Regions from separate parts of the Homo sapiens genome. Here region 1 is linked to region 2. Evidence: read pairs that join two places in POLR2A ChIA-PET (ENCODE). Cell type or tissue: OCI-LY7. All regions are shown on one strand. Links, peaks and the distances in the headings refer to the core of each region. The heading gives the core; the rest is flanking DNA.

The links. Peaks named below come from ENCODE experiments on the same cell type or tissue, not always from the same donor. Only the 100,000 strongest peaks of a DNase experiment are listed, where the experiment ranks them.
Region 1: POLR2A ChIA-PET joins it to region 2 with 5 read pairs; 3 of 35 experiments call an interaction of 5 or more read pairs at or near these places.

The regions. Positions count from the first base shown.
Region 1 is chr10:80,751,317-80,755,743 of GRCh38, forward strand. No RefSeq gene overlaps it. Among named protein-coding and RNA genes, the nearest start is that of LINC02655, 100 kb to the left of the region's middle. In OCI-LY7, for the core only: no CTCF peak of the experiment used is centred there; no DNase peak of the experiment used is centred there.
Region 2 is chr10:80,681,770-80,686,196 of GRCh38, forward strand. No RefSeq gene overlaps it. Among named protein-coding and RNA genes, the nearest start is that of LINC02655, 34 kb to the left of the region's middle. In OCI-LY7, for the core only: no CTCF peak of the experiment used is centred there; a DNase peak (open chromatin) is centred at 2,672.

The DNA of each region.
Region 1 (4,427 bases), core at 108-4,107, 69 kb after region 2:
CCTTGTTGGTAGTGACCTGTTCTGTTTCATATTTTTTTTTTTGTTCTTTTAAAAGACGAATGTCGCCAGGCGCGGTGGCTCACGCCGTAATCCCAGCACTTTGGGAGGCTGAGGTGCGTGGATCATTTGAGGTCAGGAGTTTGAGACCAGCCTGGCCAACATGGTGAAACCCCTTCTCTACTAAAAATACAAAAATTAGCTGGGCGAGGTGGCGCATGCCTGTAATACTCGGGAGGCTGAGGCAGGAGAATTGCATGAATCCAGGAAGTAGAGGTTGCAGTGAGCCAAGATGGCACCACTGCACTCCAGCCTGAGTGACAAAGCAAGACTCCATCTCAATACATAAAATAAATAAATAAATAAAAGACGAATGTCATTCCTGCATGAACTCTTCCAAGATCTTAAAATATGCTTATTTTACCGCATTTGTGAGATTGTTTTGCATTGTGTTGGTAGTGAACTCATCCCCTTATTATTAATCTTCTTGGCCACCCTTTGGAGTTTGCATTTCCTCTGGGCTCATACTGAGTAGGGTTTTTGTTTTCTCACTGTCTACGCTCACTTCTCCCTGCCCAGCAGTTTTATGGCCAAATGGAACTCCACGTGCAGGACTCCTATGCCATGTTGATATCACAGTTATTGTACACACAGGAGTTGGTCCTTCATAAACAGCATTCTCTTCTCCCTCCCAGAAGTGCTGTTGTTGATGCTTCAAGTTGCAGACCCAGGCATGGTTACAATTTGTTTTCAGCCTTCTTTCATCTGAGGGATCCAGTCCACATCCTGTTTTGTGTGGCAGATGGCTCTTTCCCTTAGTCACTGCTGGAGGTGGGTGGATGGGATCTCCATTATCCCTGTGGTGGAACCCTCAGCCACTTCTAGTTTTGACCTATAATCAACAAGGTTATGGGCTCAGAGCCTTCTTAGCATCTGATTAGGTTGGTTTTCTGTTTTTGGACTTCCACCGAGGAATTTCCTTTCTTGAAAAGTGGTATTGTATTAACTTTAAAAACTGCAATTAAAACTTTTAAACGGAATTGCTCTGTTGAGAGTGTTAGGGGTAGTTTAAAGCATAAACCTTGGATTAGAAGTCTAGCTTTGAGTTTCTTGAGGAAAATATTTGCATTCTCTCTTTAATCTATAAACACATAGGGTTAGCAGCTAGCCTTGTAATGAGCTTACAATAAAATACTTGCTCAATAAATATTTGGTTGAATAGTTTTATTTCTTTTATTTAATTGTGGTAATAACGGTTAAAATGAGATCTACTCTCTTAACTTTTTCTTTTGAGACGGTGTCTTGCTGTGTTGTCCTGGCTGGCCTTGATCTCCTGGGCTCAAGCAGTCCTCCTGCCTAAGCCCCCCAAATAGCTGGGACTACAGGTACATGCCACCATGTCTGGCTACTTGAAAAAATTTTAAGTGCACAATACATTATTGCTGACTCTAAGCACCATGTTGTACAGCAGATCTCTAGAGCTTATTTATTTTGCTGAACTGAAACTTTATGCCCATTAATTAGTAATCCTTCATTTTCCTCTTTCTCTGGGTAGCTTTCAAACTTATTTTTCAGCACTGGAGCTTTTTTCTCCGAACAAAATTGTATGTAAATGTCTTCGATATATTAAAAAAATACAAAATGATATTTTATTCATATGTAGGTATTAAGTTCACAGTTTTGACATTTACTTATTTTAAAGCCAATTATTGAGTTTAAGGAAACTTGGGAAAAATGAATTTTTTTTTCAATTCCTATGGATGAAAAAAACCATTTTAGCCTCAGCTTCCAATTTCTTTTTCTCTGTTTCCTTTTTAAAACTTACTTCTCTTTCTTTACTTTTCCCCCATCTCTCTCACTTTCTTCCTTTTTGTTTTTTAGATGTAGTTCTATTTGTTTGTTTTTGCATTATCCCCTAAGCACTTCCACAAGTGGTAGGTTCTATGAAAATCACTAGAATCACAGTATCCTGGGAGGACAATTGAACACTTTTGCAGGTCACACTGTGAGTCAGTGTCAAAGGTGGAGTCAGACCTGGTCTTCTTCCCACATGGGAGCCTTTTCTCTTACTGTGGTGTCATTCCAATGAGAAAGGAAACAGCCTGCAGAGTGAGGTTTGGCCACCTCTCCTGGTCTTACATGATTTGCAATGCCACAGGCAAAGCTTCAATCCTATCTTTTTCATGCGCCTACTTTTCTCACTCTCCTTCAAGACTCTCTTGCTCAGTGTGAACAGTGGGAACAACAGTGAATAAAAACCAACAGTTCCTGACCTCAGGTGATGCGTGGCTCTGAACATCAGCAGAGGATGAATTTGAGCCCTCCTTCCTATGCAGAGCACATGTGGATAGACTTTGTGGTTAATGCTCAGTGACAGGGTATTGACGGTCATATTTTCTTAATGTTTCCTGTTGCTTTCTGAACAGAATCTGGCAGCAAGTATCCAGGGAGAGGGGAATGTGATGTGCTCATTTCAATGGGATTTCAGCTGGAGAGCAGCAACCACAGCCTGGTGTTGTGATGGGCTGGTAAACATTAACAACCAGCTCTCTGGAAACTAAAGCTTTTGTTTGTAGCATTTACAATTTCCATGGTATAAACACTCCCAGCATGGGCAATTTCAAGCTATCAAAAATTTGACAACTGGTTTTCTCAAGCTGATACAAGCTGGCCCTGGCACACCTTTGGCTCAGAGGCATGTCGGTGAAGGGCATCCTGGCCACGTTCTCAGTGCTCTTGTTTTGTGTGGAGTTCCAGGTCAATGTATAAACCTCTAGCTCTTTTATCAGATTACTTTCTAGGATTCCTAGTTGTCCTCAACATCCTCACCCTTTGTGCCCTGCTGCTCCTTGTTGGAAGGTCCTTGATGGCAGGTGTTTAGATAAACAGTCATCACAATTGAATTCTGTTTTAGTTTTTGTTTGCAACTTGGAATGAGGGAAGTGACTTTTTATGAAGAGAAGCTGATATGGTTTGGCTGTGTCCCCACCCGCATCTCATCTTGAATTGTAGTTCCCATAATCTCCATGTGTCGTGGGAGGGACCCAGTGGGAGGTAATTGAATCGGGGGGGCGGTTACCCCCATGCTATTCTCATGGTAGTGAGTTCTCATGAGATCTGATGGTTTTATAAGGGGCCTTTCCCGCTTTGCTCAGCACTTTTCTCTCCTGCCGCCATGTAAAGAAGGACATGTTTGCTTTTCTTTCTGCCATGATTGTGAATTTCCTGAGGCCTCCAGCCATGCACAACTGTCAGTCAATTAAATCTCTTTTCTTTATAAATTACCCAGTCTCAGATATTTCTTCATAGCAGCATGGGAATGGACTAATACAGAAACCTTTTTTTTTTTTAAAAATAACTTTTTGGGAAAGGGTGAGAGTAAATAAAATCCTACCAATTTGGATTACCCATGATTCTGTCCTCTGGCTGCATAACATGGTAGAAGAAAGAGGGAGAAAATGGACTAGTGTCTTGTCACTCCATAAAGATGCTGTCCATGCTCAGTAATAGAGAAAAATTTTGAGTAACTGGGTGAATAACATTGCCTTGGGACAATGTTTAACTTCAGGAGTTTCTTTTCTATTTTTATTGGTAGCTCTACCAATGTGTTTACAGAGAAAAACAGTCCCAGAAATCCAGTTATTTTGGTCATGGCATGATGGTGGCTTATATATAGTCAGTGACTCAAAGAAAGCAATTCAGGAAATAAAGCAAATGATGACTGGGACACTTGTCTTGAAATTCATTCTTTGCTGGCACAGATCATTTTAGAATTAGGTCTTTAAGTGAGGACAGTGTATTTGATTGTTAACAATAATAACCAAAGAAAACCCTCATGAAACCTGTTTTCCTAAATTTTTGTGCTGATTTTAAAACACACACAGCATATGTTTATTGAATTTGTTGAAAGGGTACAGAAAAGGAGGTTAGTCTATAATTCTGCAAGATAATGATAGGAAAATTAGGTCATGATCAGGATGATTTCCTATATGTCCTCCACATTGGAAATTAAGAAACACTCTGATGATATTTTTATTATCTTTTTCATTCCATTATTCTCATTCACTGGTTGCAGATGCTATCAGCAAAATCATAGAATGCTAAAATCTCAGAATTGGGAAGGAAAAGGGAGATAGAAATGAAAAGGAAAATAAGCTATTATTTATTGAGCAGCTCCTATGTTCCAGGAAACTTTTACTAATTATATTCACACTATTTTGTGACTGAGGTGTGGAACACTGTACTACCTATTTTATTTTATTGTTTGAGATGGAGTCTCACTCTGTTGCCCAGGTTGGAGTACAGTGGCATGATCTTGGCTCACTGCATCCTCTGCCTCCCAGGTTCAAGCAATTTTCCTGCCTCAGCCTCCCGAGTAGCTAGGATTACAGGTGCCTGACACCATGCCTGGCTAATTTTTGTGTTTTTTT
Region 2 (4,427 bases), core at 327-4,326:
ATTGGCTTTCCTGGACAGCAGGCAGAAGGACCTGTTGGGCTGTAACATATGTAGTTGTTTTATTTGTGGTCATTTAATCCATTTTGTGTCTGTAGATATTTCCTACTTCACTCTTTAGTTTATTCATTTTAATCTCTTTTTTTCTGGATTAGTCTTGTCAGAGTTCTATGTTGTTAATTTCCTCAAAGAACTAGCTGTTGGTTTTATGTAATGTCTACTTTTTTTTAGTTATTGGTTTCATTTGTTTTTGCTCTTATGTATATCATTTCTTCTTTATTCTTTTATTTTTTCTGTTATACCTTTTGCAACTTCTTAAATTGAATGTTTTCAGTGTCTTTATTTTGCTTGATAAATTTCTGAATATCTGAAAAGTTCTGCTTTAATTGTTCTCATGGATTTAGAAATGGAGTGTTTGTTACTGAGTTTTAAGTACTTATTAATTTAATTTTTGATTTTCTTAGCCCAAAAGTTATTTGTAATATGTAATCCTGTTTGCTGGTCATAGGAATTTTGAACCTAACTTTTTGTTGGTAATTTCTTTCTTTCTTTTTTTTTTTTTTTTTTAATTGAGACAGAGTCTCACTCTGTTGCCCAGGCTGGAGTGCAGTGGTGCAATCTTGGCTCACTGCAACCTCTGTTGCCTGGGTTCAAGTGATTCTCGTGCCTCAGCCTCCCAAGTAGCTGGGACTACAGGGCTGTGCCACCATGCCCGGCTAATTTTTTTTATTTTTAATAGAGACGGAGTTTTGCCATGTTGGCCAGGCTGATCTCAAACTCCTGACCTCAAGTGATCCTCTTGCCTTGGCCTCCCAAAGTGCTGGGATTACCGGCATGAGCTACTGTGCCCGGCCCTTTGTTGGTAATTTCTAATGTTATTGTATTATGAGCAGAGAACATACTCTCTGTGATAATGTGATAATAAGTCCTTAAAATTATTGAGACTTCCTTTGTGGGCTAATATATGGTCATTTTTCGTGTATGTATAACATTTAATTAAAAACGAATATTCTGTATTTACTGGGTATAGAATTCTCTATATTCAGTAATTCCGTTATTCAGATATTCTGTATTTTTACTTTTTTCCTGCTTTATCCTTTTCTGAGAGGGGGTATTACATTCTCCATATAATTGTTGATTTATATGTTTCTTTCCATAGTCTGTCTATTGTTTCTTTACATATTTTGAAATTATATTGGAAGGTATGTAATATTCATGGCTATATTTCTTTACTCTGCTATTCCTTTTGATCAATAGATAACACTTCTCTGTGTTTTGAATTTAAGTTTGTCAGACATTAAGATTGTCCCCTCAACTTTCTTTTGCTCCATATTTGCCTGGGGTATCTTTTCACAGTCTTTTATTTTTTAAGGTTTTCTCTATTCTTTGGTTGCAAATTTGTCTATCTAAGACAACGACTGTATTGGTGAATATTGTTTTCTTTAATCCAGTGTGGGAGTCTCATTTTAAATTGGTAAGTCTAACCCTGTAGAAAAAAAAAATTCAAGACCTTCCAAATTTATTATGCAAAAGGGAAAAGTTAGGCCCTGAAAACTAAGTCATGTAACATGGCTGTTTTTCTTCTCTGGTGCATGACCATTGCTTCCTGGCCTTTTGTCAAGATGTTATCCATTAATGAGATTCCCTCTTCTTTATCCAAACCTAGACTACATGACGTTGGGGATAGAGAACGTTGTGATTATTACCTCTTTAGAACAGAATGTAAGCAACCCCCTCAGAGAGTAATCAATAGTTGCCAATGAAATCTTATATCTGTATGTTAGCTTTTGTATGGAAAATGTTGTAATTCTGTTCCACGCCTTTGTTTTTGCCTATATAAATGATCTTCATTTTCCCCCACGATGGGAGCACTGATCAGCATTCTTTGGTGTAGGTGTGTCCCCAGAAAGCCACCCTCACATTTTGTGCTTGAATAAACTCTTTTAACTAGATCCTGAGCCTTTTGATTATTTTCGATTGACAACCCATTTGGATTTTTAAAATTATTACCATTAGATTAGAACTTATTTATGTCTGCCATTTTATGTCATGTTTTCCATTTGGTGTGTGCATTTTTTCTTTTTACTGTTTTTCATTGGGTAGGTTGAGTTTTATTGTGCTGATATAAAAGCCATATATTCTATTTTGCTCTTGTTGTGGTTTCTTTCTCTTGTCTGATTGAATTGGCTCTCATCTCCAGGGTGTGTATTAGTGATAGTGGGCATCCTTGTATTGTATCTGACTGCAGTGCGAATGCCTCCAGACTTTCCCTGTTAAATATGATGTATACTATGGAGAATGTACTCTTTATACTATCAGAGTTAAGGATAAACCTCATTTACCCCCCTCCCCACATGGCTGCAATGCATAAGGAGTTTAATAGTCATTTACTTTCATACTTTCTTACTTGCCAGGCCTTCTGAAAGAGCACACATTTTCTTTTGCAGAAACAGTGGTTTATCACATAATAACATTTGCAATAACATTAAATAAAATTGACATTTTATTAATATTGAACATCTGTGGCAGAGAGAGTTGTTTACCCTAATATTCGTTTCCTTTTTATAAAAACCTTGATTTTCACCTGGGTACACATGGCTGCATGAAATAAAGACTACACTTCCCATCTTCCCTTGCAGTTGGGTGAGGTCACATGATTAGATCCAGCCAATAGGATTAACAGGCATTATTATATAATACATTTAAGATGCTTTGCTCCTTCCTCCTCCCCTCCCTTCCTTGCTGCTTATAATATGAATGTGACAGCTGGAGATTCATGTTGTATCATGAGCAGGAGGGCTGTCCCCTACAAATGGTGATAGATGATTCTGCAGATGCTATTCCAGCCCTGTCCTTCTTACATTGAAACAAGAGAAACATAAACATCTATGTGGTTTAAGCCACTGTCATTTTGTGTCATGTTAGTTGCAGCTGAACTTAATCCTAACTAATGTAGTTAGGATTTTGGGGTGTTGTTCATTTCTTATTGCTCGACGTTTTATACTATGCCTTTATGTTTTTATTTTGATTTAACATTTGGTCTGGGAAGCTAGTGTTTGGACTCATCAGATATGAGCTTGAATTTTAGTTTTGTCAGTTACGAGCACAAAACTAGGAATATTTTCTATCTTTTTGCCTTAATTTATTTATTTATAAATGGTTAATAGCATGATTGTTTTTAGATTAAATCTTTGTAGCAAGATGCCTGTCGTATAATAGCAACTTGAAGCATTTTTTTTTTGCTATTCCTCTCTTTATGTACTCTCCATGCTAAGGAGTCATTTCCTAACCCTGCAGAATAATATTCCAAAATATTTCACATAAAAATGATTCTGTTTTGGCACTGAGTGACTTATACCATGATTTCTGCCCCATTCGATAGCTTTTCTTGATCTTTTTCTTTTTGTTTTCCTGTGAGCCTCAGGGTACCATGTCTCACTTGCTAATGCCAAGGGTAAGAGTTATTATAGCTCATGATCTATTGCCATTAAATATCATTTTCAAGGAAGATTTAAAAAATACATGCTTGAAGTCTTTAATAAGGGGGAAGAATGAATTTCAAGAGTGTTCTGCAGTGAATTATTAGGTTGGTGCAAAAGTAATTGTGTTTTTGCCATTACTTTCAATGGTTGGTTTCAATAGTTTGGTTGAATTCAGTTCAGTTCATTTGGTGCGACCCACCCTCCAGCTATGTGTTCAAGAGAGCAAGACCTTTGCTCTCGAGTAGTTCTGTGGGATGTCATATGTTAAGTAAATAAGTTTGCTAAAGGCTGTAAAACATCCAGAGGAAGGCTGAGTGCTACAGGGAGAATGGAGGTGTTAGTAAGTGTGTCAACATCAGACTGTACCTGAAGAGGAGTTTCAAGAGGAGTGGAGATTTTCTAGGTAGGTGACTGGAAATGAACTAGGTAGGCCTGGGAAGGGACATTGAGACGGGAGGACAGCAGACACCGAGGAATACAGGTGTGAAACTGCAGGGCCTGCTTGGGTACCCAGGAGTGGCTCTGTATTGCCTGGTACAGTCAGCACAGTGCCCACTGTGTGCGTGCAGTTCTAGGGAGGATTGATTGAAAGCGATGGACAGAGGTAGAGGGTAGGGGGTTTTCAGGGATGAGAGACTAAATTATCTAACTACCAAGGCAGCAGAGTTGAATGAGAATTGGATTGTGCAGGGGGAAACCACAGACAGGCAGACCAGCTTGAAGCTGCTACAATCATTCGTGTGACAGATGACAAGGGTTGGAGTCAGGTGATGCCATCCAGGGATACAGAGAAGAGTGCATGTTTGAGACCTTAAGGAGACAAAATTGACAGCACTTGGCTACTGACTGGATGTGGGATTTCAGGGCTACCTCCCACTCTCTGGAGTGGGTGACTTAATGAAAGATGAGGCCATCAACCAGGACACAGCATCTGGGAGGAAGGAGACA